Linked DNA regions of Mus musculus: region 1 is linked to region 2. Evidence: chromatin loops called from intact Hi-C (ENCODE). Cell type or tissue: gastrocnemius. All regions are shown on one strand. Links, peaks and the distances in the headings refer to the core of each region. The heading gives the core; the rest is flanking DNA. Region 1 overlaps Cnnm1 (cyclin M1). Region 2 overlaps Hpse2 (heparanase 2).

What was found. Peaks named below come from ENCODE experiments on the same cell type or tissue, not always from the same donor. Only the 100,000 strongest peaks of a DNase experiment are listed, where the experiment ranks them.
Region 1: a loop joins it to region 2, with 7 times the contacts of the local background. A loop is called at or near these places in 23 of 42 quality-filtered maps.

What each region holds. Positions count from the first base shown.
Region 1 is chr19:43,472,265-43,487,655 of GRCm38, reverse strand. Cnnm1 (cyclin M1) reads right to left here. Exons shown (of 12, transcript NM_001373992.1): 6 at 15,232-15,279; 7 at 11,414-11,476; 8 at 2,648-2,811. Among named protein-coding and RNA genes, the nearest start is that of Cnnm1, 40 kb to the right of the region's middle. In gastrocnemius, for the core only: a CTCF peak has its summit at 8,556 (motif pointing right); a DNase peak (open chromatin) is centred at 8,576.
Region 2 is chr19:42,786,288-42,801,678 of GRCm38, reverse strand. It overlaps Hpse2 (heparanase 2), which reads left to right. Exons shown (of 12, transcript NM_001081257.2): 12 at 12,567-13,084. The coding sequence ends at 12,732. Among named protein-coding and RNA genes, the nearest start is that of Hps1, 14 kb to the right of the region's middle. In gastrocnemius, for the core only: a CTCF peak has its summit at 6,595 (motif pointing left); a DNase peak (open chromatin) is centred at 6,585; H3K4me3 peaks cover 728 bases; H3K27ac peaks cover 212 bases.

The DNA.
Region 1 (15,391 bases), core at 5,630-10,629, 680 kb before region 2:
GACCCTGCAATTTAGGAATTCCACCACTAGATGGTGACGGGAATCAGGTCAAAGTTACATAACAAACACCATAGGGTAGTTGCCAAATGTTCTTAACAATGATGCCTACATTACAGATACTAAATAAAAAAAAAAATAAATAAATTCACAAGCATTCTTTGGGGGCTTCATAAACGTCTACGAATCATGGCTTTGTTTAAAACCTTACCCAGAAAACCATAAGATGCGCCTTTCTAGCTTTACTGTAAACTTGTCTTGAAATCATATTACTTCCGAACATAATAATTTGGGAACTTTAGTTTTTTGGACAAGGAAGGTCACTCAGGACCTTTTCTACAGCCAGCAGCTGGGGTTTGGGCCTGGGAAAGCAGTTTTGCACAGAGTCTTCACTTTATGTCCTCAGGGGCTGTAAGGTGGAGTACTTGCCTGGGGTGTCTGAGGCCCCAGATTCAATCCTGATTCCTACAGAGAAGCAGGGAGGGAGGGAGGGAGGGAGGGAGGGAGGGAGGGAGGGAGGAAAGGAGGGAGGGAGGAAAGGAGGGAGGGAGGGAGGAAAGGAGGGAAGGAGGGAAGGAGAAGGAGAGAGGGAAGGAGAAGGACAATGAGGAAGAGGAAGAGAGAGCGAGTGAGCAAGCACATGCACTGGGAGAGGAATGGAGGAAGTTGCCTCAGCAAGGACCCCAGGCAGCTCCTGAATTGGGAGGAGGTGATTTTCAGCTTATGGTTTAAGAAAAATCATACAGTACAGGGCAAAGGAGGAAACCAAACCCTAACACATTTGTCTTGAATTTGAAAAGTGCCCCTCAGTAGGACTAATAGTTTCCTGAAGCCACGGGTTTAAAGAGAGTTTGACTAATGCTTTAATTAGCCATCCTTCTCGATTTAAAAATGTTTAGGTTAAAAAAAAAAAAAAAGACTCTGTTTGGTTTTCCCAGCAGCTTGGACCAGAACATGATCCTCCAGTGTGACAAACAGAACTTGTGCTTCTCAGTACCCCTGAGGTTTGTCTTTGGTTTCGGGTTCCAACCACCACCGTCTCAGGATGGGAAAGAGTTTTCCTTGTCATTTGTGGAAAGTCACCTCCAGGGCTCCAGGGTACGGGGACTTAGGGAAATGTTACAAATGTCCTCTCTCAGAGGCTCTCATCTCAGTCCCCTGAGGAGCTGCCAAATCCAGGTCTGATAGTCCTATCCAGTCTATTCAAGACAAGGGACACTCCTCTTAGCCCTCAGCCTCACAGCTCAAGTTTAAAGCCCAATGGTTAAAGAGTCTTGTTTATTTTCCATCCCACAGTACCAAGCCAAATGGATACTGATTTTTGTTGTTGTTGTTGAACTTCAGCCATAAATGGTGCCATGTGAGCCCCAAAATCTACACACTACGTTGTGCCACCCTATCCTGGAGGGGAAGGCATCAGGAGGCTGACGCTTCAGAAGGGGATCAGGATGCTATGACTTCTCTTCTATGGGCGCTTGCTCTCTTTCTCTGCTCTCTAAGGTCTGAGGCCCCAAGGTCCGTGAGGAAGTGGGCCCTCAACACACACTGCATCTCCTGGCCCCGTGACCCTTCCTAGGTTATAGCAGTGTAAACTGTACATTCTATGATAATTTGTGACAATAGCCTGAATTGACTTGGGTGAACAAGAAGACTCAAGAAAAAAAAAACAAAAAAAGGGAACCCTCCTTTCCCCCATCTAAACCTTTTAAAGTTGAGGTGGGTGGCTAATTAAAGCATTAGTCAAACTCTCTTTAAAACTTTTAGTCCTACTTAACGGGTCTTCCCCCCCACCCCACCCCATTGCTAGGGAAATGAACTAAAAATGAATCTAAATTCCATAGGCTGCCTGAAGGGTGCAAGGGCTCTGTTTCTGATGCCCCATTCCCATCACACCAGCATCTGTGCTGGTCACAGGCCAGGGCTCCCTCCCCGCTCTCTACCTAGTCAGTTCAAGTATTCTTTCTTCAGCCTGCTCTGATGGCCACTTCAAAGGCAGCCAAGTCTCCTCCACCTGATCTATTTATGCCGTGGCTCAGTATGAACAATTGAGCTTACCTGAGTTACCGTACGCTTCCCCGTCTCCCTCACCCCCCGCTATTGCCACGCCATCTCTAGAAAAGCAGCTGCCACAGTGTCTTGTCAATACCAAGCACAACACAGCCATCGGTGAGACAGCTCAACCTGTGACCTGAATCTATGAGCCCAGTACTACGAACCAGCAGACTTTAGTATTATGGTTTAGAAATTCCATCATATAAGTCAATACTCTGTCGTAGAAGATCATCACGGCTTTCTATATGTTTGGTTTATTTATCCCTGGCCAACTGACCTTAGAAGAAATGAATAACATCGCTCTGGGGGCAATGCCAGGGGTTCAGAAGAGACTGTTAGAAACACTTCTCAGACAAGCTCCTCTCCCTTTAACGTGTGCCTTAGCGTCTCCATAGGAAACAGAGGAACCAGGGACCTCGACCGGGACAAATGCTTAACAACCATGATACACGGCAACAATCAAGCTTACTAAGAGCAGGGCTTTGCACAGCCAGGGAAGAACTGTCACCCAGCACACCGTGGGGCAGGGAAATGGTGTGTGTACTATGCTTAGGTCTGTCCCACTGCCCCCAGCCTGCTGCCCTCCTGGAGGAGTCACCTTCACGAACTGCACATCACTGAGAATGTGCACCGAGTAGTCAGGTGTGTAGAGGTTGTTGCTGCTGCTGTACAGTTGCGTGTTGCTTCCGCCGAAGTCACTGCGCTCTCGGTTTGGAGACTCGGAGCGATTCAACCCGCTGCAGCGAGAAGGGGACCGGTTTACTGCAGATGGTGAGGAAGAGGGAGGGGAAACGAGAGAGGAGACAAGGAATGGCGGGTGGGAAAAAGAGAGGAAGGATGAGAGGAAGGAGGAAGAGAGAGAAAGGCGCTGTTTACCGAGGTCCCATGGCACTACCAGGCTATGGCACTGTAAGGACAGGGGCCCACACCCCACTAGAGCCCAAGAAGGGGGTGGCTTGTCGGTGTTGTCTCCTGTGATGCCAGAGTGCTCTGTTTCCCTAGATGGGGGTGGGGACAGAAGTAGGAGGCTGCCTTGGCTCTTGTCTTTAAGTTAGGTGTAGGAGAACCCCCAACTACACAAGGATAGTGCTGTGTCTATGGTACTTCTCTGCTGGGACAAGGTGCTGTACACAGTGTTATGACAGAAAGACCAAGGCCTTAGGCTTATCTTCAGGATCACCTGTCATTTCACCATAGCCGTATTTTATGGGGGCTAACTTGGCCTGCCTGAGCAGTGGCAGGTGGTGGTGGGTCCATGAGCCATAAGGGTAAATAGTTACAAGTTGTATAGCATGTTAACATGCATTTAAAAATATTTTAGCCTTGCCTTTTACACCCATTCATACCAACCTGTAAAGCAAGGCTCTACTCCATGAGTTTTATGGCAGCAACAGGGTTGCGTGGGGTGAGCCAGGCTCTGGTCTTAGGGCTCCTGGACTCTGTATCTTTCAGGGATGTTTGGTTGTGGAACTATAGAATTCTGCATGTCTGAGATATGTAGCAGGAAGAACATGGGCTCAGGGAGGGCACAGCCCCTTGGCTATTATGAATGCCTTGCATTATCCAGGACAGTAGTCCTTAGAAATGTGGGTCACAGAAAGGCTCATTCTGGCATAAGTAGAACCTGGAATGATTCACAGACTTTCAGCCAAAGACTTAAACATCTCCATAGTTTCTTTAAATTCAGTAAAGACTGTGCCATTTGATTTTAAAATGGACAGTGATCTGTCTTCCCTAGGACCAATAGTGGGGAGGGAAGCCGAAGGTGATCTTAAGCACTGTCTCAACACTGGGACCAGTCCAACCAGAGAAGGCAAGGCCCTTCTCATCCCGTTTCCCAACTGATGCCGTCTGCATGTCTTCCCAAGACACTAAGGAGGCTGCTGGCTTCTCAGAACTCAGATCTACCTCAGCTCTAGTGAAGACTCAAAGCCTTCAAAGTTCACTCAGGGTAGAAACTTAGGGGTTTGATTCTGCCCCGTGAGATGATGCTCATGTCAATCAAGACGTCTGGTCGGCACCTGCTGGAGTGAGTCACAGAGTCTGATGACGTGTCTATTTGCCAAGCCATTACAAAAGGCCATTTACTTGCTTGAAGCTATTTGCCTCCAGTAACCAGGGATCAGCCTTGACTTCCCTACTCTCTTAGGACCACACCAACACCTGCCATTGGCTTCTAACCCAATGGGCTCTCTCTGTTTTCTCCTCTTCCTACTCAAGGTCAGTGATCATTGATTTTGTTTGGGTCACAATCTGTTCTCCTTACTAATCTCAAACAGCAGTCCCCCCCCCCCCCTGTGTGTGTGTGTGTGTGTGCGTGTGCGTGTGTGTGTGTGTGTGTGTGCACGCACGCGCAGGGGGAGATCCCATGACTCCAAGTCAACACCATACACTCCAATAGTAGAAACCCAGTTTATACACTGGGTTTCCCCTTTCTCACATACACATGATAAAATTGACAACATAGATACAGTAAGAGACCATTTACCACTAAGTTTTAACTAATGAAGTAGAATTATAATATACACTACAATAAAAGTTGTTTATACATTGTGACTTCCCTGTTTTCTAAATTTTCATCTTAATATTTATGGATCTTGATTATCATGGGCAATAGAAATCACAAAACGTGGAAGTGTGGGGAGAAAGAGACCACTGAGATCTGATCCCACAAATTCATTTCTGATTCCACCTGAGTAAAAACCCAGGCTCCTTGCTGACCCCCACTCTCCTGACTGATTTAGTCTTGGGCCTCCCTCTTTGCTCTTGGCCTCTGGCTTCCTTGGGCACCCTCAGTCACGGAAGTGCCTCTTTCTGAGAAGATGCCAGTCTCTTGGTTCCCAGGCCTGCCTGCCAAGGTGGCTTCCTTCTTAATCCCTAGCTGTCTCTGAGGATGCTCACTTCTCTGAAGACCTCATCTGGGTCCCCTGGAAGCTCTCTGTTACTGCCTCTTTCCAGTCCTTCCAAAAGCACTTTTTACAGAGATCGATTACATATCCATCAGCTCTGTTAACCCTGAATCCAGCGAGGGTACAGCCCTCACCTTTCCTGATTCCTGTCTTTCCTAATCGTCATCAGCATACACCCACAGAGTCTGACCTGGGGCAGGTACTCAGTACAAACGCAGAGTGGACAGATCTGTACCTATCATCAGCCCTCGAAGGGATTTTAATTTAGAATCTAAATCCTGTTTAAAGGGAGGTATTTAGGGCTCTCTTTCCTCTGCGAACTATAGTCACCTGGGGAAACCCATTTCTCCAAGAAGCTAGGGCTGATAGCAGGATGCTAGAAGTATTGCTGTATAGAGTGAAATCCAAGACGCCTCAGGCCTTGGCCTAGCAGCTTAGGGGACAGGCCAGGGAGCACCAAGACTCTGCCTTCTCTTTAACAACAGTGTGTGAGACAAGAGGTCCTGGAGTCAGGCCTGTGGAAGTGCCTCATTCACAGGTGTTGGAGGACCAGACCATCCAGAGTGATTGAGGATTGACACAGCAGTGACCGAGAACAAAGGGACACATGCACCAGTGGCTGTGAGCCTTAAGACTGTGGTCTTGGTCCCTTGGAAACAAACTGATGGGTTCTGGCTTGACCAAATCTACTTGTAGCTCTTTGGGATAGCAACTGGCTAAGAAAGCCAGAGCTCTGTCCTCTGGGGTAGCTGGGCTAGTAGCAGGTAGTATGGCATGCGATCAGGGTCTGCAAAACTGACTCAGCGTCCACTGAGTCAGGCGTAGCTCAAGGGAGAAGGCGTGAGCTCTGCCTGTAACTTCATGGGTGCATCTTCCACTTTTCCTGACCAAGCTGGGGCTTTGCAGCCCACAGCCTCTGCTCCACATGCTGATCTTGGGTCACATTTCCATACACTATTTGGGAAGGATGACAGGGAAATGGAACCTCTCTTACCTACTGAGCTTTCCCCATCTGCAGACTCATCTGCCTGAATCACTTCCATTCCTCACAACAGGGAACGGAGGTAACAATAGAGGCAAGTACATTCTAGTTCTCTGCTAAGCTCTCATTGTGAGCACCTAGGACAAGGAGATCACCCTGCTTTTATTCAGGGACTCACATGTTAAACACTGTGTGTGTGTATATGATATATATACACATGTATGTGTATATGTATATATATCATATATATATATACACACACACATATACATATGTGTGTGTATATAATATATATTACACACACACACACACACACACACACACACACACACACACACACACACACACGGTATAAGACCAAAAGCAGGCCAGAGGCATGTTGGCCACTTGGCCCAGCTCCTATTGGTGTCTCTGTGGTCAGTACTGATGTGTTCTGTTGTCTGATCTGATGTATTCAAACCCCCCTTGCACCACACTTAGGGTTTTCCACTTTGTCTCACACACTGTTGTTAAAGAGAAGGCAGAGTCTTGAGCTCCCTGGGTGCTCCCTGGCCTGTCCCCTGAGCTGCTAGACCAAGGTCTGAGGCATCTTGGATTTAACTCTATACAGCAATACTTCTGGCATCCTGCTATCAGCCCTAGCTTCTTGGAGAAATGGGTTTCCCCAGGTGACTATAGTTCATAGAGGAAAGAGAGCTCAAAATAGCTCTCTTTAAATAGGATGTGTGTGTGTGTGTGTGTGTGTGTGTGTGTGTGTGTGTGTATGTATGTATGTCACTGTTATGTTGTAAGGAGAAACATGTTTTAATATTTTTTAAAAGTAAATACACCACTGGATGTTTATTTATAAAATCCCAAAGATTCTCAACGCCAAAAGATACAACTGTCTTGTAAAAGAAATTAAGAGAGAGAGAGAAAAAAAGAAAGAACCCTCATTCGTGACAAAGAAACTCCCAGCTCATCTGAGTGTTGTGCAAGACACTGTTTCAGCGTCCCAGGGCCTGACATTCCTCAATAGGTAGGACACTGATGACTCGGCACTTTGGTAATTGTGCGCATACTGGGAGGCTTCGGAGCGAGGGAGATGGAAAGGGAAATGCTTTTAATAAAAAAGAGAAGAAATCAGTAACAGACGAGTGCCCCAGCAGCATGGCAAACTCGTTCAAGTTGTCTTAATTCCCCTTGACATTTCCTAAGAGCACAGAGGCACGGCTTGGGGGACGAAGCAAAGTGGAAAACCCTAAGTGTGACTCGAGGAGGGCTTGAATGCATCAGATTGGACAACAGAACACATCGCTGCTGACCACAGGGACACCAACAGGAGCTGGGCCAAGTGGCTAACATGCCTCTGGCCTGCTTTTGGTCTTAGAGCATGTAGCTGGCTCCAGGGTGACTGGGTAGAAGGGAACACTGCTTCCTACTTAGCATCACTAACTCTCTGGAGGACTGTGGTAGACCTCCATCCACTCCACTGCTGCCATGTGTGGTCATGCTGAAGAGTTGTCTGTTCTGGTTGGCAGCTTAGAGTGACTGAGGTTGGGTGGAGAACATACTGCAGTAAAATTTGGGGAGGTAGAAGAAGACATGGAGGAATATTTCATATAGTAAGTGATGCTGGATAGAATCTCCTTTAATCTCTACTAATATACAGGCCTCCTTGAAGACTGTCACATAGTTCCAGGACTCTTGTCTCTCTTGTGCCTACCTTTATCTAGTGTACCCTCAAAGGGAACAAAACTCAAAATCCACAGGCATAATGCTCACTTCCCCTTTGGAGCATAAAGATTTGGGGGCTCTGTGCCTGCCTGTCTACATCTTTTGGATCATGACAGAGGGATGGGGGGAACGGCTTTCCTTTGGTCATGGTTACTACCACAGGCCATCTGTGTTCCCCAAATTAGATAGGGATGGGGTTTAATACACAGGCTTATAAGAGTACAGACTAAGATTATTAAAATTCATCATTCTTGGTAGTTTGTTTTTTCTTTAACATCAGACAACCAAATGCCAAGAGCCAGCCCTCCATCAAGCCCCACGTGAACTCTGCAAGCCAGCCCCAGTTACACTCCCAGATGAACTTGCTCACGTTTCAAGGAGTGTGTTAATGGTTCCCAAATGTTTACTGCACAAGAGCCAACCCCAAGGAATATTTCCACTTGCCACATTGTACAAAGCTGGAAGATTATTTTTAGGGACTCCTCGTATACTCAGGCAGAAGACGACATCATCTTTGATCTCAAAGCACATTACGGATAGACAATAGCCTTGGTTGTGATGTCTCTTTCTCTGTAGTTTTTGTGGATTTAGGAGGATTGCCATGGGAAAGTCGATATTGTCTCCATCAGGAGAAGAACAAGGGGATGAATTTGGTGAGAGGGAGAGATAACTGCAGTGGGGCCAAGGAGAAGTTTCATTTTTAAACAAAAGCACCTGCAGTTAGCTAATTGCACTGTTCTCTGGAGGTGATCCATAGACCACTAAGCTCTCCTTACTTCAGACTCAAAGAAATGCCTCATGGATAATGATTTGCAGTCACATGCTCAGTATTTTTGAAATATTTGGTACAAGGACTCTTGGACTCCATCCAATGTGAGTGCCATAGTCATTAGCATGGCTAATGCAGACGTTGTCCTCTAGGGGGCGCAAAATGCCTACGTGTAGAGATGCAGTAACTTTCCCAGGCAAGAGAAAGCAGCATCTAGGGACCTGGATCTCTCTACCTACTTACGATAAATACAGGACTGACCAGACAGCTTATGTCTGTGAGTCTGTCTCCCTGTAATAGTCCCCGCCCCTCTCCCAGAACAGCTGAGAAACTAGGATAAAACGATTTCTTTTATAAAATTTCTTCTTCTTAACTTTCAGAATTTATTTTATTTATACAAGTGTTTTGTCTGCAAGTATATATGTATACCGTGTAGAATGCCTAGAATTCTGTAGAATGCCTAGAATGATTTGGGAGACAAGTTAAAATAACTGTGTTTGAGGTTATGAATATGAGGTTTGAGGTCTCAGGACACGGCCTTTCCAATGTAGAAGGTCAACTGACCAGATGTAACAGGGTTTTGGGTCACTGAGGCCAGAAGAGGGCACTGGATCCCCAGTATCTGGAGTTACAGAGGGTTCTGAGCTGCCATGTGGGTACTGGGAACTCAACCTGGGTCTGCTGCAAGAGCAGCCAGTGCTCTGAAGTTTTGACCTCTCTTTCTGGAATTCGGATTTGTTTTTAAAACTTTTTCATTTCTAGGGGTTATTCCCTCCCCCCCCCCCCCGGTGCAAGACAAGTTAAGGTTTAATATGTATATAACCTTATATTTCTGGAACAGGAATAAAAATGAGACCAGAAGGAACCCATGATTCCTTGCCACAAACTTCCCAGGCATCTTTGCTAACATGGGACAGAAACAAGAGTCAGCGTAAGAGGTAATGCTGTAGCATAGGGTCCTGAGAATGCCAGCCAGCTATCATGGAGGCTAGCGGTTGTCCAAAGACAGAGCCCATCAGCAAGAATGGTAGAAAGAGCAGAAAGAGAAGGTACTGGCTCCTGGTAGCTTTCTCCTGCTTCACCTATGACTGGTCCACTCTGCAGAGCTGAATCAAGACTGGGAAAAGGATGGGCTTGCTCTCAGCTTGGTTTTTTTTTTTTTTTTTTTAGCACTTTCATGTTGGATTAAACATCCACAGTCATGGAAAATGGGGAGAAGAACTCCCTGGGGTGCATGTCAGCCAGAATAGGAGGAAGTCTCTGTCGCTGGTGGGAGAAAGGCTACACAGCAAGTCTGTTTATTCTCTGGCATTGGGTTACAGACGTTTTTTCATAATAAATATTGTGAACCACCACTATCCTTTACACTGAGAAATTATAACTGGGATGTCTGGATAGTTAAGGGTTAATTAAAAAGAAAAATATATGCCTGCTTTGATTCTTCTGGTTTAAAATCCTGTAAAAATACGCACCCCCACCCCCCTTCTGCAGCTCATTTGCAGTACAGCTTGGCATTCGCCAAGACTTGAAGGTCCATGATGTGGTTGCCTCTAATTCTGCTGGCATGCGGGGGTGAGACCGCTTAGCTGGTGTGGGTACCAGATTGGCCTCTCGCATCAACTATTCTAGCCTGTAGCCATTGGGAAGGCATGAATTCTCACAAAGCAAGAAGAGCTTTATTCCTTAGTGGAAAATTACCATCCACAGAGACAGAAAACTTTGGTGAAATTTGAGAAGGTGGTTAAGTTGTCTTGAACAGATAAACATGGGAGCCAGATGGGTTTTGATGGGAAAATGTGATTTGGGAGACAAGTTAAAATAACTGTGTTTGAGGTTATGAATATGAGGTTTGAGGTCTCAGGACACGGCCTTTCCAATGTAGAAGGTCAGCTGACCAGATGTAGCAGGGTTTTGGGTCACTGAGGATACAAAGGGTTTGGTGAGGGAAACATAGGTGGGGTAACCACAGGGAACGATGGACTTCATTCTTTCTAGTACAGAAGGAATCTGGGGTCTGGGCAAGGGAGTAGAGGCAGAGAGAGAAAGGGGGCAGAGTAGGCCAGGATGTGAGAGGAGAGAGAAGGGAAGAGAAGGAACACTTGGGGAGCGAGGAAGAAGGTGGAGGGAGGGAGAGAGGGAAAGAAGGAGAGTGGAGAGGGAGGGAAGAGAGAGACAGAGAGACAGAGACAAAGAGGGAGGGAAAGAGAGGGAGAAAGGGATGGAGACAGGGAGGGAGGGAGAGGGAGGGAGGGAGAGGAAGGGAATGGGCTTGTTAACTTCAGGAAAATTTTATCTAATACATTCCTGCTTTGGTCTGCACTCCATGGTACTAAGAGATAAACTTCTAAAGATAGAAACAACAGAAACAGCCATTTAATTATTCAACTTTGCTGTACCCAATGCAGTCATTGGGTTACTGAGTACTCTCATAGGTTTCACTAGATTTAACAAGAAAACCGTCAAGTTTTATATCATTGACATGAGGTGCTACACCAAATGGAAAGGTATGTGGGCACTTTTACATACAGTAGTAACCTCCGTAGGTGCAGAAATGAGCGTACTATCACACAGTGGAGTACTAAGACGAGGGGGATGGGTTAGCAGCTAACTACAGGGAAGCAAAGGTTGAAGCAAACGGGATGCTAGGCAGGTAGGACAGTGTTCCATCATTTCCTCTGTCTCTTCTGCACTTTTTATCCCCCCACTCGGCAAGAGTCAAATTATGTGGGAGAATGTACATTACTTCTCACCTCAAACACACACACACACACACACACACACACACACACACACACACACACACACACCCTGGCAGGAAAATTCCTGACACTGTGCAAATGAGTTATTATTTGTGCGATGCTTTATGTCTTAGTCATCCAGGAGCCTGCGGGTAGGGGCCAGTTCTCATGCAGGACAGTGAAAGGGGACCAAATGCCTCCTGCTAACCCGACTGGATCTACAGAGACCAGAGATACTCTGCATGTTTACCTGGGGAGCCTGCCAGAGAGTCCCCTCTGCTGAAGGCGAAGGTACGAGACACAGAGACGGGCACTAAGGAGTAGGGGTCAAGGGCATGTGAGTGGCAAAAAGGAGATAAACACAAAAGAAGAGAGACAAAGCAAAGAGGGTGAGACCGTCTGTTCCCAGTTCTTCACAATAGCACATTTCTTGGCAAAAATAAACCTTGCTTTGGAAAGCACAGGGATTCTATGTTTATGGAGTCACTCTCCAGAGAGACAAAATAAAATGAACTCCACTGAAGGTCTCCTGAGAGGAAATGTAATCACCTCAGCGAGACTCACAGATGCCAGGGACTAACACAGCCAGTGCCCTTGGGGAGAGCACATGAGCAGCCTTCTCTCAAGCTGGCAAGTCTGCTAGAGGCCAGCACTGTGCCCTGCCCTCTGCTCTCCCAGTGGCCACATGTAGCCTGTTCAACTGCAGGAGAGCACTCGGTTAGACATTCAGAGGCCAGGATGCTCCCATGAGGACATCTGCTAGGAGGCTGGATCCTGCCCTGGCTCCCAGGTGCTGCTCTTTGCTCAGAGACCTTAGGCAAAGGCAGGGCAGGATTCTAGTGGCACAACTGTGAGTCAACTTTATGAATCAAGTCAGGTGGTTTCTAGAGAGCACAAGTTCCAAAGCACCTCTTTCTTTTCTTCTCTTTTCTCCCCCTTTCTCTGTTCCCAGCCCTGGCCATCACTCATAGCTTCGGTCCTTTCCTCATGTTAATCCTGATGTGAACTTACACAGGACTCTGTCTTATCTGGTCATTTTCACAACCCCTTCCCAGGACCCAAGTGAAACCGATCTACAGGATGAAGGCACATGAAATCGGAGGCTTCTGGGTCCTTATCTCCTACAGCACAGATTTGATCTCAAATTATTTATCCAAGCGGGGGAAGAGGAGGAGGTTTTATACCTACCTGGGGACCATTCTGCCATAGGATGTTAATGAGTGTCTGAACTGGCCTCTGTTTGGAGACGCACTGGAGCAATAAACCCCAGTCTCCGGGAGAATCGGTTCTTCCTAAATTAAATTCTACTCTGCTAAGCAAATGGAAGGCTCCTTCTCCTCGGCCCCTGCATAGGTCTGTGTGCTTCTGTGATACCTGGGCTCGTGTGAGGCTTCTCTAGAAAGCCAGGCTCCCTCATCATGGGCTCGAGGATTTCTTGGCGATCGAAGTCAAGATAAAGAATAGAGTGCTAGCTGGGCACCATGGCACGCAGATGGAGGCAGGCAGCTCTTTGTGAGTTCTGGTCTACATAGCAAGTTCTAGGCTAGTGAGACCCTGCCTCAAAGAGGGACAGAGAACAGAGTATGGATTGTGCTTCCTGAGGCACACTCAGGAACACCTGGGAGAATCTCTGTAACGTCAGGTTCAACACTGAGACACAAATCACAGGTGTTGAACTAGGTCAAGACCCTACAAGAGTTGACTGCCCTGTGGTGTGGCTTAGGTTCAAGCTCCTCCTCCCAACTACATGCTGATGTTCCTGGCTGGTAAAATGTGGAGCTGGGGGGCTGGCGAGATGGCTCAGCAGGTAAGAGCACTGACTGCTCTTCAGAAGTTCCTGGGTTCAAATCCCAGCAACCACATGGTGGCTCACAACCACCAGTAATGAGATCTGACACCCTCTTCTGGTGCGTCTGAAGTCGGCTACAGTGTACTTATGTATAATAATAAATACATTAAAAAAATGTGGAGCTGGGGGCTCTTGGACCTTGACATCAGCACCAGCTCAGAGAACAACGTTGGGGTGGGGGTGGACTTTGCATTTAGCTCACACTTCACTTGGGGTGGGGGGGGGGGAGGATTTGATGGAGGACAGACAACCTCTTTTCCCCTACTGGGCAATGTTCTTTGTCTTTCCTGAGAATGTGTGTGCAAAGGCTCAGAAGCATGGGAAAGAAAAGAGAACGTAATGCTTCCCTCTAGTTAGTTAAATACAAAGTATAATGACTCATGTATATGAAGATGCCGTGGTAAAACCCATCGCTTTGGATGCTATCTTAAAAACTTTAATAAAATGGGCGGGGGGGGGAGACTATGGTTGCAAGTTTACTCTTCTCACTGATAAAACTGAGGGATTTTTTTTAGAGAACTAGGATCAGAGGAAGTCAGGTAATATCTTCCCACTTGACATTGTTTTTAGTTTATTTATTTGTGTGTCTGCGGGTAGGTGTGGCATAGCATGTGGGTGAAGGTCAGTTATCTTCTTTTCCAACGTGGGCTCCAGGGTAACAAACTCAGTCTCATCTGACTCAGCAGCAAGGGTCCGTTCCTGACGGACCCTCTTTTGTTGGGCCTTTTTAAAGAATGTCATATGAACTGGGGAGGGAAGGAGGTGGCGAGATCTATGATACTCTTTGTTTTCTGTTTTTCTTTATTCACAGCTCTTTTTGAAGAGCCAGAGCAGAGCCAGAATTTCTAGGTAGCATCTTTTTTTTTTTTTCCAAGACAGGGTTTCTCTGTATAGCCCTGGCTGTCCTGGAACTCACTTTGTAGACCAGGCTGGCCTCGAATTCAGAAATCCGCCTGCCTCTGCCTCCCAAGTGCTGGGATTAAAGGCGTGCACCACCATACCCGGCCTCTTGGTAGCATCTTAACAGCCCTATCATGTCCATACAGTGACTGAATTCTGGACCACAATGATCTAAAAATCTGTATCCATTGTGCTGCGTGAAATAGTCATGAAACAGGAGATGTCCCATCCAGGCTAAGTTATCAATTGGCTAGGTGATTTGGGACAAATCATTTCTTCACCTTTCCTTATTAGAATTTTAATTAATAAACTTATTTATTTATTATCTATTTTTTGTGGGGCTGGGATTTGAACTCAGGGCCTTGACCTTACTAGACAACTACTTGGCCACTGCTCTATACACCCTGCCCTTTTTTCTCATTCTGAAGTGACATTTAACTTGCTGTTCTTGGCCTATGATGCTTCAAAGCCTTCAGATAAATTCAAATATAAAAACACTATGTAAAAATCTCTTTTATGATGAAAGGAAATACCCCACTTGACATTAAAGTGGCCACTGCAAAATTTAAACCAATGAATCTAAAGGAATTCTAGAGAAAATTCTTTCTAGATTACATTCGGATCACAATCGAAGCCATGCTTTCTACACACAAACACACTGATTCTGCACAGAAACTAGCAAGAAGGTAGCACACAGAAGGGCAGTTCAAGCCAGCCACCAGCCCTGTGCCAGTCCGCACGCACCCCCAAGCTGCATGCATGGCCAGCTGGCAGCCACCTTGTCGCCGACAGAAAAGCTGTAGGCAAGGAAAGAGCAATGGCTAAGCAACAGATTTCACTAGCCTTGAGCCACAACACCAAACGCCACAGTTACCTTTTCCTAAGGACAAACATCATAGACCAAAACCAAAACCAAACAAAATATTATAGCACTTCAGATAAAGGCCAAGGGTGAATTACCATCGCACAGAAGGAAAAGGACGGCCATCAGAGCATACAGCTCAACTTCCTGCATTCCCTGACAAGTGGCAACTCATGATGCCCCCCCCCCCCCCCCAAGCCACACTTCCGCTCATCCCTTGTGCAGTAACAGAGAAGCCAAGGCACACATTCCAGGCACACAAAAGCTAAGCCTCCGTGCTCTGTGGGTACCTGGTGGGAGGCAGTGTTCCCGGCAGAGCATTACAAGGAAGCTGCCGGCATTCAGCCATTCTCGTTAACCCAGCCCATGTTCAAATAGCCTGGTTCAGGTTCCCAGAGTGGGCTGAGGCAGGACCATGGCAGGGAAGACATGAGGAAGGGGTTTGAGAGATACATACGGAAGACAGAGGATCCAGCCAGACTTCCAACCTTCCGCACGTCATTATCTAAGGACAGAAGGGTGCAGTGGGTTTCAGAAGTAATTCAGAAAACAGAATGTCTCATGGAAATCTCCACTTCTACTCCACCCCAGCACCAATTAGCCCTGCAGGAATCAGG
Region 2 (15,391 bases), core at 4,350-9,349:
AGCAAAGAAACACCTGGCATCCTTCTGAGTCCTCATCCACAGCTGAGTCCTCATCTTCAGCAGTGTCTTGTCCCTGCAGTGCAGTGGTGAGCCATCATAATTACAGAGGACAGAGGTACCATCAAATAACTGAAATGTCATGAGATTGTCTGGGTTTGTCCATCTTAAACTCTGCCCAGAATTAATATAGTTGACAAGGCCTCTGCACAGGGCTAATTGATTCCAGCCCTGTTCAGTAATGGTGGTAGTCACTTACTGTCTGGCCACAGTACAATGTACATTTCCTTGACTTTCTTGAGCAGTATAAACACCAGGCCTTCAGAGCTCTATAATGTGTAGGTTTTGGTGGCAATGTTGGGACAAGAGAACTCAAAGGTCCTTGCCTTCAAAAAAACCTTATCTCTGTTATTAGTATTAAGACCCAAAGAAAGCAGCCTGGAGCCAGTTCCACAGTGAGGTTCAGACTCTGCCTTGAGGGTCATGGGTCCCATTGATGCTTAAACCTCAGCTCTGCATCTTCTTCTCCTGCAGCAGATACAACTGTAGCTGGGAATCTCGAGGCCCTTATAAACCACAGGTCTTGCCTAGCCTCTGGGGAAAAAAAAATGAACATTTTTCTTCTCTATCCTCAAACTGCTTGGGTTTTTCCAACTCTCTGGGACATAACTTTTGCTTTGATTTCATCCTCATTAAATTTATGTCAAAGAATAGCATTGATATCTAACTGCATGCTGATAGAAAGGTATCATTTGATTCTAGCCAGACAAAAGGTTCTGAAGACTCACTCAGTTAACTCCCAGGCTCTAAGACTTCTAAAATAGCTCCATGTCCCTTTCAGAGCCGACTGTGTTGCTACTGCATGGCTGGGTTCTGAGCTTGTGCAGAAGTCCGGAGAACTGAACGGGCCACTGCTTTACCAACCCTCTATCATCAGTAAATAGGGAAGCTCCGTGTTTGGGGTTTGGATACCAACAGACCCAGCAAAAAGGAGTCTAGGCCTGGGCCAGCACACTCCTGACTTCTAAGTGTTTTCATTCAGTGCTGGGGACAGTAGTCGGTACCTGGACTGTATTATTTAGTGCCATCTTTTAATAACTATGCAACTTTTACTTAGTTTCTCCCCCCTCCCTCCCTTTCTGAAATTAATTAGGACTATCTCAGCAGTCTAGTAAACAGAAACCCACAGTGAGTATATATAGTAAAAGATGGCACTTTAGAGGAATTTTTTTTTAAAGATGCCACTAAGAAGTCTCTCATATGATGTACCTGCCTAAAAGGATTCCAGCTTCGGTTTGATTGCACAGTGCAGCTCCTAAATTGGTCTACTCTGGGATTGCCTGGCTCCAATTATAGGAATGGCCCTCTTTATATGAAGCTAAAGGGATATTTCTTGTCATTTCTATACTTCCTTTAAGAAAGATGAGTAGAGAAGTCTATGCCCTGTGCTCTGTAGAGTTCTTCAGATGCCCGCGGTCCAGCCTGCTTCACTGGATTCCTGATCCCTAGCATCTATAGAAGTGTAGAATTGTAGCTCCTGGGATCATCCTTGCAGTTGTTGCCCAGCCAGTCTTAGGTGAAGAGATGTGAGCAAGAAGAGGAAATGTGTCATTAGCATGATCTAATCGCTTCAGATCTCTGCTAACTTCATAATGAAAGATGCTGTTCTTCAACCACACTCATTGTGTATGTTTAAGATTGAAGATGCTCGTATCTGCTACTAATGTACTGATTTCATAAGTTTCCTGTGTCCCTGCTTATTTTTCCATTGGGAATTAATTTGTATTATTAAAAGCATGTAATTTTGCTCCAATATAAGTCAGTTTCCCCCTCTGACATCTATCATGTATATTGAGCTATATTTTCTAGTGTCTTGCTAATTTTTCAAATATTTCACTTTTAGAGTATTAGTTTGACATGAAGTGTTTCTTTATGGTTTCCTCCATTCCATTTATATCATTTAAATGTGTGTGCATTTATATTTCTGAGATCAGATGAATACACACTGCTATCTTCTTCTAATTTCTCTCTATATCCTCCCTCTTTCCCTCCCACATCCTCACTCCTGCTCTCCTTGTTCTCTCTGCACTGAGGATTGAACTCATGACATGCTGCATGGTAGGAACATACTGTCCCGCAGAGCACTTACAGTATACTCTTCAATCCATTAGGAAGCTGGAATCTGTTTATATACCGTAGCATGTGAGGCACTCCAAGCTGTAATACTTAGACTGAATGGATATGGGAGAATCTGCCAACCATGAGGGCCCGGGTAGGTCTTTAAATATCAAGAGAAAATCAGATCTTTTTTTTTTTTTTTTTAAAGCAGAGCTTAGAATGGAAACCTCCTTTACCTAGAGAAAAAGGGTCCTGTTGAGGCAGCTGCAGCCCTTTTGAAAGGTCATTTGGAGCCCCTCAGGAGGAAAAGCAAGCTGGCTGGAAGCCCCAAATAGCAAGAAAGCTCCCTGGGGATGTTTGTACGTTGGACTGTGAGCGAGCACCAGTGTAAACACTAACGGCCAAGTCTGAGCTCCAAGTGGACACCAGAGAAAGCAGGGATGCAGATATATGTGAACAGAGGATTTATTAAAAGTGGTCACACTCAGGATCTGAGACAGTCTGTGGAGAAAGGGGAGGCAAACCTGCAGAGAGAAGAGGCCTTGGGGTCTGCAGAAAGTGCAAACTCATTCACAGAAGCTTAGAAGCTTTGAGGGCCTTGTGAGCCTTGTTGAATTTTGTGTATTTTGTGGCTCACGATGAGGTGGTAGCTGTAACAATATGTATGTTGTGGTCTAAGTAAATCATAGCATGCAGATCTGAGAATGTAGTAAAGGTGCCAGGTGGGATATTCTTCACCCCGCCCCCATAATCTTCTTCTTCCTAAGTAAAGCTTGTCACTATGGAGCTGGTGTCACAACCCAGGACTTAGGAGGAACTAAGGGATGTGAAGGAGCAGGGCTGTCCAAAGGGACAATGTGTTCAGCTCTCTCTTCTCCGTGTGAGGTCGTTGCTAAGGCTTCCTCTGCCTGGGTGCACCACACACACACACACACACACACACACACACACACACACACACACGCGCGCGCGCGCCCCGTGTGTTAAGTACTTATCCACAACTTCCCTGGTACTAAGAGCTCACTCACCACACAGTGTACATGTGTGGGGCAGCTTTGGTTGAAAGGGCAGAAATGTCCACTAAAGTTTATTCACCAAAATATTTCCTTTTAGAAGAATTCATGTATCCTGGGTTAAAAACCATGGCCTCCTTTCATGGCATTGCAAAAGAGTCAAGAAGGCACCTTTTATCCAAAGTAAACTCAGACGGTGACAGCCAGAGGGTTACTTGATTCCCCTCACCCCAGCTGCAAATGTCTCCATCCCTTCTCACCCTGGTGCTGCTTCACCCTGGCTGCACTTTGAACAGCTATTGGCTTTCAAACCCCAGTGCCCACACCACACCCCAGAGCAATTAACCCAAATCTCTGGGCTGAAGCAATTCTTAAAGCTCCCTAGGTGATTCAAATATGTGACCAAAGTTGGGAAGGATTGGCCTTCCATAAACCCTGGAACACGGGTCCCAGATGATTCACATCTTTGATTTCCCCATCCAGGCACCAGGCCATTTTGCCAAAGGTGTGAACGTGCCCTAAGCCTGTGGGAATTCTCATGCCTGAGTAAAAGGCTGAGAGCTGGCCTCTCAAAGCTTTATTGTTTGCTTTGTTTTAAATCCCAGATTAGTAATGTGCAGATTATAGGATTATGAAATGATTTTTCTATTTTACAGTGACTTGACATCTTAAACCAAGATGTTTGCGGATCCACGGTTTTCACTGTTGCTTTCTGAGAGCCTCCCGTTTGTTCTTAGCTCCAGAGTGTACTTCCTTCCAGCTCACTTTCAACAGCTGCAGACTTTCTGCATAGCTGCCCATCATGGCTCGGGCCTGTCCCCTCACACTGACGTGGCAGGGATTTCTGTCCTTCCCGTAGGATGGTTTTTTCATGGTGTGGCCAACATGGCCCTGAATGGCTGGCTCGAAAACTAAGGGCAGGAAAGCTAAGTATGTAGGTGGTTCATGATAGACTGAGAAGAGCCAGCCCTCGTCTTCTTTGTGGTTTGGTGATGTAAATGTGTCACCTTTAGGAGGTGACAAGTTCTACTCCTGTTCATTCCTGCTGATGGGCTTGAGTCCTGAACCCATGTTTCTTGGAGTCAAGAGGTGGTCTATTCCACCTACAGAGCCTACAGCACAAACCTGTCTCCTGGCTGCCAAACACCAGCAACCACTGAAGACCACACCTTCCATGCTTCTGTTTACCTGAATGGCTGAGAGTTATGGCACATATTGCCCTTTGACATCTATAGAACATCTTATTCTTTTTCCTCAGAAGGTCATACAGAGTGCTGATGTGATACACAGAGCACTGTCAAAAGCCAATAAAATGGAGATATTTCTCTACTTGCTTTAATGGATTTCAAGAAGTATCCAGGGAGCCATGACCATAAAGTCATCAGCCTACTTCAAGTGTGGCTTATAGATTAACTTATACTTATATTTGGAAAAACTCTCCACACTACTTGCACTCTGCCATACAGGGAATTTTCTTGCCCCACACTGCCTCTACCTGCTTCACACAAGTAGGGCTGGGGAAAGATGCCTCGGTCTCCACAACGGATGCATTACCTCTGAGACAGAAAGGACTCTAAGAACAACACAGGAGCCTGGAAGCCGGAGGAAAGGAGAGAGCTCTGGCTTGGGATCTGGAAAAGTCTAAAGCCACTATGTTTACCCAGAAAGCCATGCTTCGAGGAAAGGCTTGTAGTATGGGAGGCCATTTGAGGCTGCAAGATAAGCTTACAGAGGTTTGGAAGTACACAAGTTCAAGGCTCATTTTGCCCTGGAGGTGGCAAATCTCACAAAGGACTAGAATATGGGACGCCTGTGGGGTGAGGAGAAAGGCCACAAAGATACACTAGCACTAGACCACAGAAACTGTTGAAATCCGGGCTAAATTTGATTTTCCTTCGATTTGTGTTTTTCTATATAATGTGTTTATTACAGTGTGTTTGGCCACACATTTGCATGCTCTAGTGACTTTTTTGGCTTGGTGGGCAAAGCCTAAGTCTGTTGTAATTAACTTTACATCACAGCGAACCATGCAGATATGAGTAATTCCCCTTAATTACCACTTGGTGACTGTGGCAACTGCTCTTTACAATGAGAATAAGACACAGTTAGCTGTGGAGTCATGGCGCTGTAGTTTCTGTTTCTGGTTTCAATTGTGTCCTGTGGTTTGAGTGTGATATGCCTATGACATGGAGCTTTGAGATGGTTGCAGGATTAAATTTTCTTTTAAAACTGCCCCCCAGATGAGTCTCTCACCAGGTGGAAGTCAGCAATATCAGTAAAAATCTAGGTTCCTTAGCTGGGTGCTCATCTTGTCTGCCATGTGTGCTAAGTTATTTTAAGGCATTGGATGCACATGGTGGAATCCGGTTGTGCAGATTTAGATGGGACACCATTCAAATCATGCCCCCCCCAATCTGCTACATACAGAAAAAGTCCATCTATATCCCTGGCACTGAACCTGTGAGCTTCCCCTGTGCCACGTGAAACAGTGCTAGTAGGCATTTGGAAAAGCTAGATCAAAGCCGTTCAGACCCTCGGTGTGCCCTTCATGGGCAGGATGCAGAGTTGGATGAGCTTCAAGCAGTAAAGCTTCACCCCAGAGGATTGAGGGGAACGGGACGGGACGTTTTCTTCCCAGTCTTTCCTGTCTCTTCTGGTCTCCTCTCTGTAGCAGCCCAGCCAGTCCCGTTCCTGAACTGCTGTGGGAGGAAAAAGCCAGACAGCTAAGTACGAACTACTGAGGATGAAGAAAGGAAGGGAGCCTAGGGAAGGAAGCGTTAGGTCGCAATTGAAAAAAAGATCATTGAGAAATAGGAGCGCTCCGAGGGGATCCAGAGCCTTGCCTGAATCAAAAGAATCATAAGAAAACTCATGAAGCCTTGGCCACCATCACCGATGCATCGGCATTACTCAGGGCCATGTGAAAGGAATTTCCTTTCCTCTGCCTCTCCTAGAGCAGAAGGGACGCAAACCCACGGTCCTGAAACCTGGCTGGGCCCCTCCGACTCTAACCTGGGCCTGACCTGGAGGAGGGCAGGGCAGCTGCACACACCAGTTTCCCAGCCCAGCTCAGGAAGCTGCACTAACAGGTGCGGCCGGGGGCGGCGGGGGACCCAGAACCCGGGAGAGCCTGGCGCCGGGGCCAGCGACTCCGCACCTGCGGCGGGATCCCCCTAGGCAATCCGGCTGGGAAGCTCTCACCGCCCAGGAACTGCATCCCTGCTTCGCGCTCTTCCTTAAAATTGGGCCCCACTCCAGACGGAGCCCCTGCCAAGGGGGCCACAGTGCAGTTTGGGTTTGGGTTTGATTGATACTAAGATTTGTTTCTTTGACACACTAAGCGCTAGGTACACCTCCCGGCCTTGGGGAGATGGGGTGAGGACAGCAGGGACTAGAGGACTAGTTCGGCTTCCTGGGAGCAACCCTGCAGTCTGACGCTCCCCTCGCTGTTGTATAGAACAAGAGTGCCCCCTAGTGGCCGAAAATTAGCGTCGGGCTAGGAGAGAGCAACTGTGCACATTAACACATAAAATTCTTATTTGTTCTGTCTCCTGACCCTACTCCTCTCTTGCTGTCAGTCGCATTATTTACAATCTAGAAGCCTACGGGAAGTGACCGGAAACCTATCTAGACCGACACGTTTAATGTCTGAAATCTAGACAGAATTCAGCTTCTGGACTTGCGGTCTGTTGTCCCCCCTTCTCAATTGTAGTTCTGACTTTAATGTTTCTTGTAATATAAGCTGTATCAGATGTGGATAGATAAGAGAATAAAGAACGTGATGGTCATCAGCCCTCCTATCAGGGGTGAGGACAAGCAGACAGAATTTTACAATCCAAGTCCAGGCCCAAGAAGTGCAAGGAATTATGGGACACTTTCGAGGGGCACTTGTACATGATATAAAGAACAAGCAAGACCATCAAGAAAAGAGTCAGGGGCTGGAGAGAGAATTCAGCAGTTAAGAACAGGTTCTGTTCTTGCAGAGGACCCAGTTTGATTCCCAGCACGCACGCTGAGTAGTTTCCAATCTCCTGTAGCCCTGGCTCCGGGGACTCCAATGCCCTCTTCTGGCCTCCATAGGGGCTGCATTAGTGTGTAAATATCACCCCCTCCATGCACGCAAAAATTGAAAATCAGTCTTTAAAGAAGACACAGCAGCATGTGGAGGAAGTTCCAGACAATGGAAACAGCAAAGACAGAAGAGCCCTGAGATTAGAAAAACTAACCAGAGAAGTTGCAGCACAGGGCGAAGGAAGTGGTAGACAGGGACTAGAAAGGGCGGAAGTTAGAATGAGCCTCTAAGGAGCTGGAGGTGTTGATAAAAGGGCGGGCTTCGGGGAATGCAGATGATGTTCTAGAAGCCAGTGAACGTTTAGACAGGTGAATGGCACGCTCAGATTTCTGTTTGTTCAGGATCATTCTAAATTAAATAGTGAACTTTGCCTTAGGCTAGCTGTTAGGTCTGGGCAGCCTGGCTGACAAACAGGACAAAGGAGACCTCAGGTTCATCCGATCTATCTGTTACTCCATCCTCTGGAGAAACCTAAACTCAGTGTCTAAGGTAGATCTGAGGTCTTTTTCATCTTCCCTTCAAGGCCCCCCAAAATGCCAGTCAAAACCAGACACCAGCTCCGGAGTGTGCTTCTGTTAAAAACAACCCCATAAAAGCATGCGCAGACACAGAGAGAGACAAGGTTGCAAAAGGATACGGTCGTTAGACGTTCTATCCTGGGACCTAAGAAGAGTCAGACCCCTACTTAGACGCTCATGACTACTGAGAACCATAAGACGTGAGGAGCAGACATTGCAGGCAAGCAATGGGGGTGGAGTGGCCGGGCCACGATGCTCCCACGAAGAACTGGAGGGTCAGAGGGCTTGACTCTGAATTGACACATAGAATCCCATTTCAATTAACACATAAAACTGAGAAAACAGGTTTAGAAATTGGAAAGTAACTCAAACTCTGTAAAAACAAAAGGCAATAAAACACAGTTGTCCCAATATTTGGATAGTTTAGATACCCTCGGCAATTCACGGAAACTGGGAATCTAAGAGAGATAGCTCAGCTTTGGCTGGGCCACTTAGTGTTCTGTTGAAAAGTCATGACCCATGGAGGAAGATGGTGATAAAGACAGGATGATAAGAACGGCAAAGAAAGAAATGAGATCTGGCGAGCACCACCCGAAACTCAGGCAGACAACATGAAATAGGAGGAGGCAGTCAGCGACAGCCCTGGCTTACCTGCTTATTAGTTCTGTGACCCTGCCGATGCCACTTAACCTCTCTGACCAGGTCTCAGTGTGCTGTTACAAAAATAACAAAGTTTTCATATTGCACGGGGGCTTTAGCCCTGTCACGAAGGGAATCCCTGCACGTACCAGGCCTGCCTCTTCCTGGCTCTGTGACTCAGATAAGTTTTAGGCCCTCTAGACTTTGTTCATGTGGAACACAAGGCTGCTGCATGCCTGGATTGAATGAGCCCAGGCAAAGCAAATCCAAGAATCCTGCCTTTCACACCAAAGTGTTTCACAATCCATGACCCTTTCTTTCAGCACTGATTGGATTGCAAACGTGCCGATTCCTCTCTGTATACAGCTGAAGGACGGTGTTGCCTTTAGCATGATGTGATTTCACTGGGTGATAAATATTAAAAACAAACAAACAAACATAAGCAGAGAGAAGAGGACAAAAGCGGTGCTAAAGCACATTGTCCCTCTCTTAACAGAGGAAAAGGATAAAGACTGTGAGGACTCAAGGTCTCAAACAGCCTCGCCCACAAAGCCAGGAGACCTCCATACAGATCTCTACTCTTCATTTTTCTTTCTTCTTTTCTTTTCTTTTCTTTTCTTTTCTTTTCTTTTCTTTTCTTTTCCTTTCTTCTCTCTTCTTTTCCTTCTTTCTTTCCTTCCTTCCTTCTTCCTTCCTTCCTTCCTTCCTCTCTTTTTTTTGATGAAAAACACTAGCAGTGATCAATGCCCTCCCATCAAGTGGGAATAAGGTGTCTGGTGAGTGTGAGAAACATCGATAATTCAGATCTTATCTAACATCTCCACTGAGAGGCAGAGTAATTGCTAGTTAATAGAATCTATGAAGGCACTCTCTGCAAACCTCCAGGGAGCCTCTCTAGGGCACAGAAACTAATGGGGGAAGCCTAGAAATTTTGCAAAGGGTCTCAAAGACCATTTACTTATTCCTCCCAAAAAGAAATGTTGATTTCCTGCCTTACACCTCCGCAGCACTGTGAGGGACAAAGCCACGAATCACTCCACATAGAGAAAGGAGGGAGGGCGAAGCTAAGAGAGCCTCATCCACGGGTTAGAAAAGGAAACAGCCAGGCAGACCTGAGGACCCCTCACCACCAGCCTGAGAGTGGAGGACGGGCAGCTGCCCAAGGACCCAGAAACAAACTGCCAGTCAGTTGATTTGCACACACTGGAGGGGACAAATGCCGAACCTTCTCACACCAGTCTTTATCATAAAGTCTCCTCCTTGGGCTGGAAAGATGGTTCAGTGGTTAGTGGTGCTTGCTGCTCTCCCAGAGGACCAGCTTTGGTTCCTAGCACCCAAATCAGGCAGCCCACAGCCAGATGTAACTCTAGCATCACTGATACTATCAGCCTCTGAGAGCGGCCCACACACAGCATGCTATAGATATGTATTCACATAAGTAAAAATGTAGTTATCTTTTCAAGAATGGCAAAAAAAATGTCTTCCCAAAATAATAATAATTTTATAACAGTTTTAAGTGAACCTGTACCTTATTAATCTCAACCATGGCCCCTGAGTATTATTTATTTATTTATTTTGTTTTGGGGGGGTTGTTTGTTTGTTTGTTTGTTTGAGACAAGGTTTCTCTGTGTAGCCCTGGCTGTCCTGGAACTCACTTTGTAGACCAGGCTGTCCTCGAACCCAGAAATCCGAGTGCCTCTGCCTCCCAAGTGCTGGGATTAAAGGCGTGCGCCACCACCACCCAGCGGTCCCCTGAGTATTTTAATCCCACTGTACATACCTGCTTAACACTTTCCTCTGGAAAAAAAAATGTACTCCATCTATATGTAAGGCATTTTAAAAATTTTAAACCACCTCTGCATATGTATGTGTTGATGACATCCACACATTAACTGCTCGTACCCCACCTGCCCCTGCGGTCCTCAGCTGGACTCAAGCCTGGAGTTCCCAGGACTGAAAGTAGAGAAGTAGCCAGAGTCAGTGTCATACGGGAGGGGTGGGAGGTGCCAGGCATGAGGTGCCAACAGAGGATCTATAAGCAGGAGGCACAGAGGCATGCTACGAGAGGCAGGTTCTGGGCCGTGGTGACAGGGATGAAGGCGAAACACAGCAGACTTGGCAAACATTGAAGGAGGAGTGGGTTTGACTCTGTGGCATTGGCTGTGGGGGCTGGGGAAGGCATCTCAGAAGAATCCCAGCTTTCTACTTGTGTGACTGGCTAAATAGCGGCTGCCACTATCATAGATGTGCTTAAAAGTAGAAATACAGGCAGGGTTTGAACTGGACCATGCGCCTTTGAAGCTTCTGTGAGGCTGCTAAGTAGAAGCACCTAAGTCCAAAGGAAGGGCCTGGGTGCAGATATGGCCTCGGGAATCAATGACTCGTGAATGGTCATGGGTGTGGGTAACACCCCCTACAAGGAGCCCATGGTCTAACAAGAGCCCAGGGACAAAACATGGGACTCTGCGTCTGGGTAGCTGGAAAGAAAGGGATGGCTCCCATCAACAGGAAGCAGCGTCCAGAGATGGTAGAAAACCAAGAGGGAGGAAAAAGAACAGCGGGACCCAGGGGAGGGGTGCCCTGCAGAAAAGGGCGATGGGAAACTCAGTTCCACAGAGAAGACAAGGACCACCAGGAGCAGAGAGGTCCACAGTGACCATGAGAACAACAGCAGGCACGCCTCCCAGTGCCGGGCTCTTAGTTCATCTCATTCACACTGTAGCTGTGGGATATTCCAACAGGCTCAGAAGCTTCCAGGCAGAGCAGGTAAGGGGCTTGTCAGTCAGCCCCGAAGTACTGACCCAGCTCCTAAAATTGGAGATTTCGGTCCAGGGTCATGACCACGCTCCCGGTTCTGGCTATAACCCACGATGAGGAGATGCAGGAGGGGCTGGTGCGGAGCAGTGACTGTTGATGGCTGAGCATTTGCTTATCACACTACGTTCTGCACTTCCCAGAACCCAGGGGCATCGGTACTCTGGCAGCATCTCTATCTAGAGCGTGTAACCTAAATCCTTGCTCTTAAAATCTATGTATAAGGAAGACTGAGGTTTGCAAGCAGAGAGGTAGTATGCATTTGAGTATGCTTTCGAAGGTTAATTCGTGTTATCGGCCACCTGGTTACTGGATACCCACACCACCTGAAATAAAATAAAATAAAATAAAATAAAATAAAATAAAATAAAATAAACTACAAAAAAATAGAACCTGCCCGAGGCTTCTTTGGGGTCTGGACCCTTCCCCAGCTGCCCCTCCAGTAGACAGACTGTCTTCACATGAGGAAGCAAAGGTTCACCTGGCATTTGGAATCAAGAGCGTCTTCCATATTTGATGAAGTCAATACTGACTTTCAGTCCATTCTCCCTCCCCACACCATCCCGAGGTGGACCTGACTGTTCACTCCGGAGTCTGCTGCTTGCTCCCTCACTCCTCCGTCACTCCAAGTGGAGAGTGGGCGCTCCCTCTGCTCTGATGGAGCTGGACTCAGCCCAGGTCTTCCCCCATGGTTCCAGGCCTGCAGCTCTTCTGCCCCGCTCTTCATTGGATGCCGCTTACAGCCCATTTATCTCTGGGAGTCCTCTGCTTGATCAAGCACGGGTCCAATTATCTCTCTCTAAACCTGTCTGTCCTTCATGATGCAGAAGGAACAGCAAACAGAGGTCTCTATCTCAGGTGTCACAATGGAGGTTGAGCGAAGACCAAAGATAGCTTGCACTGCATGATGCTGGTTATATGACAGTGATGTGCAACCGTATTTCCAGCTGACGACCTGATTTGAATTTTTCTTCCGATCCACATACCCGAGCAGTGTCAGGAAGAGATGAGAAGCTGTGGGATTCCGTACCTTAAGCCAAAGATGGCTGCCATTTCCTTCAGTCTAACATGAGCTATTTGTCTTTTCAAAGTTTGCTGTGGATGCAGTCCCCTTTCTATGAGCTGAAAATGTCTAGTTACACAGAAAGAATAAAAAGAACCAGGAGATGTGAGTGAGGTCACACGTGTCCACATTGCCACCACCGGCTTTCTTGTTACTGCTACAGTGCAAACATCTATTATGTATCAAATATGAAACTCATTCTTAAACTTGAAACATTGGAGCTATCGGTTTGTCTTTGTCATTTCAGAATAATTCTAAACAAGTTGCGTGTCAGTTCTCTTACCTCAGCATGCAAGTATATGATAATGAATCCCCTCTTTCCCCTGCTGTAGGTCAGTGCAGCTCAATGGCCAGCCCTTAGTGATGGTGGACGACGGGACCCTTCCAGAACTGAAGCCCCGCCCGCTGCGGGCCGGCCGGACATTGGTCATCCCTCCAGTCACCATGGGCTTTTATGTGGTCAAGAATGTCAATGCTTTGGCCTGCCGTTATCGATAAGTCACCCTCTGTTCCTGAGCTACTGGTGGGCCTGCTGGACTGCTCTCTGCTCTTCCACACACGTAGCGTCCTTATTCCTCAGACACCTTCTTTAGCAACCAGCCTCTACTCCCATGCTGCTGGGAGCAACATAGACTCTCCAAAGGGAGTCTAACCGTCATAGTGTGAGCTTAGTCTAGGTAGGTGGCATCTGTCCGTAAGGAAAAGGTAGACATCCTCTGGTGTGTCTGTTTACGCATGGACAGCTGACAGCAAGCTTCCAGAGCAGTGTTTGCAAACCAGCTGCCTGCGGTCCTGACCACACAGCAATGTAACTAACTGTAAAGCCCAGGCCCTAGCCTATGGCTGCTGCCATCAGCAGAGGATGGGGGAGGAAGAGATGGGGGTGCAACTCTAATCCTCTTGTAACTCCTCCTTTGTCTGTTTCCTGCTGCTGCCTCGGGTTTCCTGACACCTCTCTTCCCATAGGGAGCTAATGGGTGAGTCAGCTCTGGCCTGCTGGGTGAGCTGTTTATATAATTTCCTGGCTGATGTATGAGTGCGTGCATCTGGGTTTCTGACAGTGGCATCCATCACTGCTGGTCCTCTGGGAACGGGTGCTTCGCAAGTAGAATGACAGTCATACTCTAAAGTTCTATTCCTCTGGGGATCTAGATTCCCTCCAGCTCAGAATGGGGGTCAGGTAACAATATTCACTGAGTGGAGAGCAATGTATTAGGCTCCACAAGAAGAAATCATCATTCTTTATGCTGCTGGGAGGGAGGGAGTTGTAGTACAAAGAAAAAGCACACGGAAACATCAAACCCAAGTGTGCGCGAGCACACACACACACACACACACACACACACACCAATCCAACAAAGCAATTTAGACCTTGCCCTCAAACTGAAAGGATTTCAAAGACTCAAAACAGTAAGAAGGCCTTAGTTGTCTGGTTGACCAAAAACCATTTAGAAGAAGAAAGTATCAATGAAGTCACTGCAGACAGTCGAACTTTTCTGTCTCTTCCCAAGTAGCCGAGTCTTAGTGCATTTTAGGGAGAAAGCTTGAAGGTGACCAGTTCCACCCTACCCCAGGTGGGTGTGCTTACGCATGGTGCAAAGTCTTCTGTTGGCTCTATTAAGGAAGGATGGGAAACTGGTCTGATAGCAAAACAGATGAATGCTATGTGGAGGGCTTCTGAGTTGGGCAGGCAGGAGAGGGACTTAAAGCCCACGCCTGGGACCTTTATTTGGCAACAGGGTATGGGAGTCTTTGGAAGCAAGTTGCAGTCACACGGACTTTCTGTGGACATGGCTGACCTCAGGAAAAAAACAACGTGAATGATGCTGCCTTCAAGGAGAAAGAGGACCCTTGACTCTCCTGGGTACCAGATAAGTCAGGGACACTGTTTTGGTGTGAATAGACAGGCCTGGGGGAGCAGCAGAGGTGTGCCTAAGATGCCTGAAGAATAAGGGCTTAGTCCTGTTTGCAAAGTGAGAGACAAGAGGAAGGTTAGACCGCAAGGTGCCCAAGACTTTCAGCTTGGAGAGCTGGGGATTTGGTAGAGGGGAGCCACCCATCTGATTCTCCCTATAAGGAAGACAGTGGGATTGGACTTTGGGGTGCTTATTTTCAGTACAGAATGAGCATCACACAGCAGATACACTAGGGCATGCAAGGGCAGAGGACTGAAGACAGGCTGGACCCAGCAGCATCTGGAAGGGTGGCCCATGAGACTGCTCACCCAGAGAGGCTCCCAGGGAGCTTCCCTTCTCAGGCACCTTCCATGGAAGCCCAGCATAGCACTGGAGGTCGGAGGGGAGGGAGGAAGGGAAGGAGGGAAGAAGGAAGAGAAAAGACAAACAGGTGGACCAAAGTCAGGAAGAATGTGGGAGGATGGGAAAGGAGACAGATGGGTTGTTGTTTTTTGGGTTTTTTTGTTATTTGTTTTTTGGGTTTTTTTTGTTTTTTTTTTTCCTTGAACATGTATCAGAATCTCTTCTAAGTACTTGTCTGGGGGCAGCTGCAGGGCCGCTGATAACAGCAAGGTGATCAGAGGCCCTTAATGCCAGGCCCCAGGCTAGTTTGCTTTACATATATAGAAGCCGCATAATAAAGTTACTGTTGTTATCCCAAGCACTTGTGAGGCATGGGACGGTCGCTAGGCTGCCCAGCATCACACAGTGAAATGGGTTGGTTTGAAGAATCATCCAGAACCTACTTAGTCACCAAGCACAGCGGCTTTTCCTGTCACCGACTTGCCCCTCACCTGGTGGACTGCTTGTTCGGTATAGCCAAGACTTCCAGAGCCCCACCCAAACACATTTTCTGTAAATAGGCGTTAATTCTTCACTAAGCCTCCCAGAATGTAGGTCATTTTTTGCCGCCTTTGTCTTTTTTCTGTGAATTAAATGCTGCACCCAAGAGGTGGAAGTTCTGTTTGTTTTTGAGCTAACAAAGGGGGAGGAGGGAAGCAATGAGATTTGTCTTCAGAGCCCCGCAGCTCTGTCTTCACAACTATCTCCAGGAAGACCTGCTTGCATTTCTCAGAGGGCACCGAGACACTCACCGGAACATCACAACTGTGCAGCAACTTTGTCACGGGGCTTCTGTCTTGATGCCCTGGGAGAGAGGTGGGAGGAACAGTGATGCTGCTCTTTCTGGGGACTCTACCCAA